Regions from separate parts of the Homo sapiens genome. Here region 1 is linked to region 2. The links are chromatin contacts, found by Hi-C or POLR2A ChIA-PET in ENCODE. All regions are on one chromosome and are shown on one strand. Each heading gives the region's core, a stretch centred on a gene start or an enhancer-like site at or near the end of the contact. The rest is flanking DNA. Distances are from core to core; before and after follow the strand shown. Region 1 overlaps VPS13D (vacuolar protein sorting 13 homolog D). Region 2 overlaps TNFRSF1B (TNF receptor superfamily member 1B).

The links. Hi-C counts contacts between places; a loop is a spot of excess contacts on that map. ChIA-PET counts read pairs that join two places held with the same protein, here RNA polymerase II (POLR2A). Pooled maps may share reads with other maps.
Region 1: a map of endothelial cell of umbilical vein shows a loop between it and region 2 (5-fold over the local background). The contact joins two enhancer-like sites. A Hi-C loop is called at or near these places in 6 of 168 maps with a recorded cell type or tissue (B cell, CD4-positive, alpha-beta T cell, CD8-positive, alpha-beta T cell and 3 more), 2 of 37 single-sample maps with no recorded cell type and 10 of 50 pooled maps. POLR2A ChIA-PET finds 5 or more read pairs at or near these places in 10 of 52 experiments (CD4-positive, alpha-beta T cell, CD4-positive, alpha-beta memory T cell, IMR-90 and 7 more).

What each region holds. Positions count from the first base shown.
Region 1 is chr1:12,243,159-12,247,301 of GRCh38, forward strand. VPS13D (vacuolar protein sorting 13 homolog D) reads left to right here. Exons shown (of 70, transcript NM_015378.4): 4 at 1,088-1,278; 5 at 1,379-1,459. Among named protein-coding and RNA genes, the nearest start is that of VPS13D, 15 kb to the left of the region's middle. Within about 2 kb of position 1,598, at least 2 of the 41 ENCODE cell types and tissues checked have a DNase peak (open chromatin) inside an H3K27ac peak, as active enhancers do.
Region 2 is chr1:12,207,833-12,212,099 of GRCh38, forward strand. It overlaps TNFRSF1B (TNF receptor superfamily member 1B), which reads left to right. Exons shown (of 10, transcript NM_001066.3): 10 at 1-1,388. Among named protein-coding and RNA genes, the nearest start is that of MIR4632, 18 kb to the left of the region's middle. RefSeq lists a silencer at 2,647-2,726. Within about 2 kb of position 1,584, at least 8 of the 41 ENCODE cell types and tissues checked have a DNase peak (open chromatin) inside an H3K27ac peak, as active enhancers do.

The sequences.
Region 1 (4,143 bases), core at 348-2,847, 35 kb after region 2:
TGGCCAGGCTGGTCTTGAACTCCTGACCTCAGGTGATCTGCCTGTCTCGGCCTCCCAAAGTGCTGGGATTACGGGCGTGAGCCACCATGCCTGGCCTCCTTTTTATTTATGTATTTATTTATTTATGACAGGGTCTTGCTTTGTCACCCAGGCTGGAGTACAGGGATGCTATCATAGCTCACTACAGCTTTGAACTTCCAGGCTAAAGAGATCCTCCTGCCTCAGCTTCCCCAGCTATTAGTTGGAATAGTTGAATACAGCTGCGTGCCACCAAGCTTGGCTAAATTTCTGAATTTATTACTGGATTACACGGTTGATCATTTGATGTTGTCATTAAAAATACCATTGTTGGACTGGACTTGGTGGCTTTCACCTGGAATCCCAGCACTTTGGGAGGCTGAGGCAGGAGGATCACTTGAGGCCAGGAGTTCAAGACCAGCCTGGGCAACACTGCTTGACTCTTATAAATTGAACATAAAGAAAGCTTGTATTCTAGGAGGCTTGGCTAGAAATGGAAGAACTTGGGAAATAAATATCACAATTCTACCGAGCCGTTTGGCTTTCTCATCAGCCCAGGTTCTCATGAAGCATCAGAATTCTTTATTGAGAGAAGGCCAGCACCATTTACCTATGTTTCAGTTTGTGGTGGGTATGTTCAAGATTGAATATATCATAGGTCTGATGACTCCAACTAGTGCTTATCAACCAGACAATGACTAATGAACAAGAAATGAGTTTAGTGTCCATGGGCTTGTGCGGGACCCGGGGAAGAAAGACACCCTGAGCAAGTGTAAGATGTACTCCAGTTGGAAAAGGAGATAGTTTCTAGAGGAGGGATGTTACTGTTGATGTGGTAAAGTCTTCGCGAACTTTTTCCAGCTTATATAAGTCATTATACCTTATTCTTACAGATGTCAGCCTCCTAACACTTGTTTCACATGTGCAAGAGCCTGCTGCCTGTTGTTTTAAATAAAAAAAAGTAGTAACAGCAATCCATGCTCCTTAAACAAAATTGTAAAAATACCAAAAAATGGAAAGAATTAAAAATGTGTACAGATGGTGAACAAGACTTTCCTTCTCCTTCCAGGCTTCATTGGGAAAGTAACCCTTCAGATTCCCTTTTATCGCCCCCATGTGGACCCTTGGGTGATCTCCATCTCCAGCCTTCACTTAATTGGAGCCCCAGAGAAAATACAGGATTTCAATGATGAAAAGGAGAAGCTGTTGGAAAGGGAACGTAAGAAAGCACTACTTCAAGCCCTGGAGGAGAAATGGAAGGCAAGGCAGAGATCTTCTGGGCCATAAGAGCAGTTGTGGTGACACGTGTAAGATGAGCAAGAACACTAGATTGAGCTAATGCTGACTCTTGTCTTTGTAGAATGACCGCCAGCAGAAAGGGGAGTCCTATTGGTATTCAGTTACCGCCTCCGTAGTTACAAGGATTGTGGAGAATATTGAAGTAAGTCCTGCTGACTTTTATAAAAGTATCAACGTGAAAGGGATTTCTCAGGTTTAAACGTGTTTCTCCTCTTAGTTTCTCATTTCTCGTGGGCTCAGCTGATCTAGGGTGTAGATGGGGCTGGCTGCTCAGGTCTGCCCTTTTGTAGGCTGTGCCAAGAGGAAAACCTGACAAGCAAGTCCTAGGCTCTGTGGCAGACACAGAGTTTTCTTGTTTCTGCTGGCATGAGGAGGAGTTTTCACATCTCTTCCATTTCACTTCCCGCACTTTCTTTTTGAATGTTGGAATCCCACTTGCTCAAGGATTTATGGCCTAAGAATCCAGGTTACTTGACCTTGATGACTGTATGGTTTCAGGGTAAATCACTTCACCTCTCTGGTCTCAGTTTCTTCATCTGTAAAAGAGAGAGGTTGGATGCCTGGTCTCTAGTTGGTTACATAGTGAGTTGTGAAATTGCGAACAGCTCACTAAGATACCTAACCTCTTGCTGGTGTATCTGGTGGCAATTTGACGAGTTACAGGACTGGGGCTGTTGACCTTGCCCATGTTTTCTACTTCAATTATACTTTTGTTTCATCCTCAAAAACTTGATCAGGGTCCCACTAATTTTCGTGAATGTTTTAAGAGTTTGTCCATACTTACTACCTCTAGAAGTTTCTTGCAGTGCCAATGTGACAGAGGCCAAATGTGTTCAATGTATGTCATGTTCCCAAAAATTACAGTCTGAGGTTTTTGATTTCGTAACTTTCCTTTGACAAACAAATTTATAAAATATTAGTCATTATTTTCATTTTATCTTAGTTTAAGTAGTTTTATTGAGATATAGTTCTTATGCCAGAAAGTTCAGTCTTTTAAAGTGTACAATTTAATGTTTTTTAGTATATTTACAAGGTTGTGCGTTGGTCACCACTAAATAATTCCAGAACATTTTTATCATCCCAACAGGTAGTCACTGCCAAAGCTGGGCTTCGTGGCATGTACCTGTAATCCCAGCTACTTGGGAGGCTGGGGCAAGAGGATGACTTGAGCCGAGGAGTTGGGCTGCAAGGCTGTAGTGAGCTATAATAGTGCCCCTGCACCCCATTCTGGGCAACAGACCAAAACCCTGTATCTTAAAAAAAAAATAATAATTTAAAAAAGTAGTCATTGCCAATTCCCCTCTGCCTTCAGCCCCTGTCAATCACTAATCTACTTTCTTTCTAGATTTGCCTATTGTAGACATTTCATCTAAATGGAATCATGTAATATATAGCCTGGCCATTTTCACTTGACATAATGTTTTCAAGGGTCATCTGTGTAGTAGCATGTGTCAGCACTTTATTCCTTTTTATGACTGAATCATATATTCCATTGTATGGATTGTCAAAGATTAAACAAAGCTGGACCTCAGAGCAATGAAAACAGATTTTACTCTGTAACTACTGACAGTAGAGGAAAGAGCTGAGCTCCAGGCTGACTTGTGTGGAGGTAGCTGGGCCTTTTAAAGAGAGCTTGAGGGTGCAGGGAGGTGGAGTGAGTGGGTACTCAAGTGAAAAATTACAAGGCGTTGGTCGCTGTGAATGTCATTAGGCTAACTGTGTCCGCTGGCAGTGATCAAAGTTAGGATTCTATCCTCCCTCAGACTGGGAGATTGAGCCTTACCCTTCCTGATGATTACATTTCAAAGGAGTGGCTTTCAGGTCCTTAAGAAAGACACTCCTGAGCTGTAGGAGATACAGGTCGAGTATCCCAAATCTGAAAATCTGAAATCCTCCAAAGTTTGAAACTTTTTGAGTGCCCACATGATACTCAAAGGAAATGCTCATTGGAGCATTTTGGAGTTTGGATTTTTGGATTTGGGATACTCAGCCAGTTAAGTATAATGCAAATATTTCAAAATCCCCCCCAAAAATGAAATCCGGAACACTTCTTGTCCCAAGCCTTTCAGATAAGGGATACGTGACCTGTACATATACATCTCTCAGAGAAATGTCACAGTTGAATTGCTCTGCAAACCTATAAACCCTTTTCAGTAAACGTGCTATAAGAAAGGAAGGTCAGGGGCCTGTGTCAGGTGTTGTCTGGAATAAAGGGTACGTTCTTTTGATAGTCCTGAGCTTTACCAGGCAAGAACTCAGTAGAGGACTGTGTTGTCCCCAGGGACATGGCCTCGGGCTGCCAGAAGCCATATTAAAGTTTGGTCAAGTCTCTTTGGAATGGAATGTTCTTGCTGAGAGTCCTTGCGTTTCTCAGGACATACGACATTTTGTTTATTCATTCATGAGTTGCTGGACATTTGGGTTGGTTCTCCTTTTTGCTATTACGAATAATATTGCTGTAAACATTTGTGTATAGGGTTTTGGGTGAACATGTTTTCAGTTGTCTCAAATAGATATCTTGGAGTAGAATTGAGGAATTATGGGGTAACTCTGTTTACTTTTTGAGGAACTACCAAACTGTTTTCCAAAGAGGCTGCACTATTTTACGATATCACCAGCAATGTATGAGCATTTTGTTTCTCCATATCCTCATCAACATTTATTATTGATTATGGGGCTGGGCACGCCTGTAATCCCAGCACTTTGGGAGGCCAAGGCAGGCGGATTGCTTGAGGTCAGGAGATCGAGACCAGCCTGGTGAAACCCCGTCTCTGCTAAAAATACAAAATTAGCTAGACATGGTGGCATGTGCGTGTCGTCCCAGCT
Region 2 (4,267 bases), core at 334-2,833:
CCGGGAAGCGGAGGTTGCAGGGAGCCGAGATCACGCCACTGCACTCCAGCCTGGGCGACAGAGCGAGAGTCTGTCTCAAAAGAAAAAAAAAAGCACCGCCTCCAAATGCCAACTTGTCCTTTTGTACCATGGTGTGAAAGTCAGATGCCCAGAGGGCCCAGGCAGGCCACCATATTCAGTGCTGTGGCCTGGGCAAGATAACGCACTTCTAACTAGAAATCTGCCAATTTTTTAAAAAAGTAAGTACCACTCAGGCCAACAAGCCAACGACAAAGCCAAACTCTGCCAGCCACATCCAACCCCCCACCTGCCATTTGCACCCTCCGCCTTCACTCCGGTGTGCCTGCAGCCCCGCGCCTCCTTCCTTGCTGTCCTAGGCCACACCATCTCCTTTCAGGGAATTTCAGGAACTAGAGATGACTGAGTCCTCGTAGCCATCTCTCTACTCCTACCTCAGCCTAGACCCTCCTCCTCCCCCAGAGGGGTGGGTTCCTCTTCCCCACTCCCCACCTTCAATTCCTGGGCCCCAAACGGGCTGCCCTGCCACTTTGGTACATGGCCAGTGTGATCCCAAGTGCCAGTCTTGTGTCTGCGTCTGTGTTGCGTGTCGTGGGTGTGTGTAGCCAAGGTCGGTAAGTTGAATGGCCTGCCTTGAAGCCACTGAAGCTGGGATTCCTCCCCATTAGAGTCAGCCTTCCCCCTCCCAGGGCCAGGGCCCTGCAGAGGGGAAACCAGTGTAGCCTTGCCCGGATTCTGGGAGGAAGCAGGTTGAGGGGCTCCTGGAAAGGCTCAGTCTCAGGAGCATGGGGATAAAGGAGAAGGCATGAAATTGTCTAGCAGAGCAGGGGCAGGGTGATAAATTGTTGATAAATTCCACTGGACTTGAGCTTGGCAGCTGAACTATTGGAGGGTGGGAGAGCCCAGCCATTACCATGGAGACAAGAAGGGTTTTCCACCCTGGAATCAAGATGTCAGACTGGCTGGCTGCAGTGACGTGCACCTGTACTCAGGAGGCTGAGGGGAGGATCACTGGAGCCCAGGAGTTTGAGGCTGCAGCGAGCTATGATCGCGCCACTACACTCCAGCCTGAGCAACAGAGTGAGACCCTGTCTCTTAAAGAAAAAAAAAGTCAGACTGCTGGGACTGGCCAGGTTTCTGCCCACATTGGACCCACATGAGGACATGATGGAGCGCACCTGCCCCCTGGTGGACAGTCCTGGGAGAACCTCAGGCTTCCTTGGCATCACAGGGCAGAGCCGGGAAGCGATGAATTTGGAGACTCTGTGGGGCCTTGGTTCCCTTGTGTGTGTGTGTTGATCCCAAGACAATGAAAGTTTGCACTGTATGCTGGACGGCATTCCTGCTTATCAATAAACCTGTTTGTTTTACACGTCGACCCCTGGCTCTGCCTGGGGTCTGGGCTTGGGTTTGTCCATGCTCCTACTTGTCTGCCACCCCTGTGTAAGGGGAGATGGCGTCACGGTCCCTGGAGTCTGGCTGGCCCCTGTTGTGACTGGACCACAGAGGGACCCCTGTTACAGCCGCCCCCTCAAGCCTGTGAACCATAAGAGAACTTCCTGCTCGGGACCACACAGCTGGCTGGGTTCCAAGTGTGCCCTGGTCTCATGCCTTCATCCTCCAGGTCTCCTGGGCCTGCTCTCAGGACCGGGATGGGGTCTCTGCAGATCCCTAGCAGCCTAGGCAGCCAGGCTCTGCCCTCCTGGGGACCCCACTCGGGGAGAGTGGTTGCCCCTGGGATACTCAGACCAGTACAGGGTTTTGGGGGCCCAGAGGACATCCCTGGGCCCAGGTAGGAGGTTAGAACAGGGTTCTGGAGATGACCTCTGACCTCCTCCTGAGGGATGAGCAGCAGTTTTCCAGAACAAAGGATTGCAGGGAACTGTCAGGCAAAAGGAGTTCTGAGTTTAAAGGCCTTAGCCTGGCCAGCATGGTGAAACCCCATCTCTACCAAAAATACAAAAAATTAGCTGGGCATGACGGTATGCACCTATAATCCCAGCTAGTCAGGAGGCCGAGGCACGAGAATTGCTTGAATCAAGGCAACAGAGGTTGCAGTGAGCTGAGATCGGGCCACTGCACTCCAGCCTGGGTGACAGAGTAAGAGTCTGTCTCCAAATAAAATAAATAAATAAAATCAATTAATTAGAAGAAAGCCTTGGAGGGGAGAGAGACCTTGGCCTGTGTATTGGTTCCACTGACCCCCTGGGTCACCATCGTCACTCCAGCTCCTGTGACTCCCTCAGTGGGACCATTTTCATTCTTGGTGATTATAGGATCTGTGATTGATGGAACGCCCCGCCTCCTGGCTTCTCGCCCTCCTCTCCTCCATGGTCCTGTCCTCCAGCCTGTCTCAGTCACTCAACCCTTGACCAAGGCTCCCCACACTTATTCCATAAAGAGCCAGGGAGCAAATTTATTTTAATTTTTTGAGACAAGGTCTCACTCTGTTACCCAAGCTGAAATGTGATCGTGGCTCACTGCAGCCCTGACCTCCAGTCGCAGCCTCTTGAGCAGCTAGGACTACAGGCATGGACCACTATGCCGAGCTAAATTTTAAATTTTTTTATTTTTATTTTTTGGGTTTCCCTGTGTTGCCCAGGCTGGTCTCGAACTCCTGGGCTCAAGTGATCCACCGGCCTGGGCCTCCTGAACTGCTGGGATTACAGGTGTGAGCCATTGCGCCTGACCAGAATCAATATTTTACACTTGGCAGGCCTTACAGTTTCTGCAACAACCACTCACCTGTGCTGTTGAAGTGTGAAAACAGCTGTGCACAGGACATGAAAGAATGGGCAGGAGGCGGATGTGGCCTTCGGGGTGTGCCCATGCCAGTGCCTTAGAGCCTGGCATTACTGATAACTGCACGCTAATCTCAATTTCAAGCATCCCACTTCCCCCCACCCCTACTTCCTCCTGTCTTTCTCCCTCAGTGGCACCTGCAGCTGTTGGTTACGTTTTCTCCCTTGTACGCACCCACGGCACTTTCTCCTGGTTTGTTGTTCTCTCTCTGGTTGAACCCAGCTCTCTGCCTGTGCCACACCTGCACGTCTGCACCTGGCTGGGGCAGGATGATGGCCTTCCACCATGCTGGCTGGTCGCGTTTTCATTTCATGATCATTAGACTTGGCTGGGCACAGTGGCTTATGCCTGTAATCCCAGCACTTTGGGAGGCTGAGGTGGGCAGACTGCTTGAGCTCAGGAGTTCAAGACCAGCCTGGGGCAACATGGTGAAACCTCATCTCCACAGAAAAATACAGAAACTAGCTGGGTGCGGTGGCACGTACCTGGAATCCCAGCTACCCATGAGGTTGAAGTGGGAGGATTGCTTGAGCCCAGGAGGCGGAGGTTGTTGTGAGCTGAGATCTTGCCACTGCACTCCAGCCTGGGGGATGGAAAAAAAGAATAAATTCTATGGGGGTCCTTGGTGCTGCCCAGCAGTGACAACAGGTCCCCTCCCCGATATATTAGTTCCTGTTGTTGCTATAACAAACCACACAAACTCAGTGGCTTAAAACAATACAATTTCATTCTCCTACAGCTCTGGGAGCCAGAAGTATAAAAGCAAGGTGTTGCCAGGCCTGCTAGGCTCAAATGGGGAATTTGTTCTTGGAGGCTTTAGGGGAGAATCTGATTCCTTGCCTTCAGCTTCCAGCGGTACCTGCATTCCTTGACTTATGGCCCCTTCGTCCATCTTCAGAGATAGCAACGGAATCTCTTCAGAAGTCAGATCTCCCTTTGCCTCCCAAGTGTAGGGACACCTGTAATTACAACGGACCACCCAGAAAATCCAGGACACTCTCCTCGTCTTAGCATCTTGGCCAGGTTTCAGGAATTCAGACATCAATGTCTTTGCAGGGGCAAAGACAACCATTGGTTATGCAGCCTACCAGCTCCTATTCACTCAGTCTCCCACTCTTTCTATTTATCTTTTAATTTTATTTATTTATTTATTTATTTTTTGAGATGGAGTCTCGCTCTGTCACCCAGGCTGGAGTGCAGTGGTGCGATCTCGGCTCACTGCAAGCTCTGCCTCCCGGGTTCAAGCGATTCTCCTGCCTCAGCCTCCCGAGTAGCTGGGATTATAGGTGACACCACCACGCCCAGCTAATTTTTGTATTTTTGGTAGAGAAGGGGTTTCGCCATGTTGGCCAGGCTGGTCTTAAACTCCTGACAGGTGATGCACCCACCTCAGCCTCCCAGAGTGTTGGGATTACAGGTGTGAGCCACTGCGCCTGGCCTATTTTAT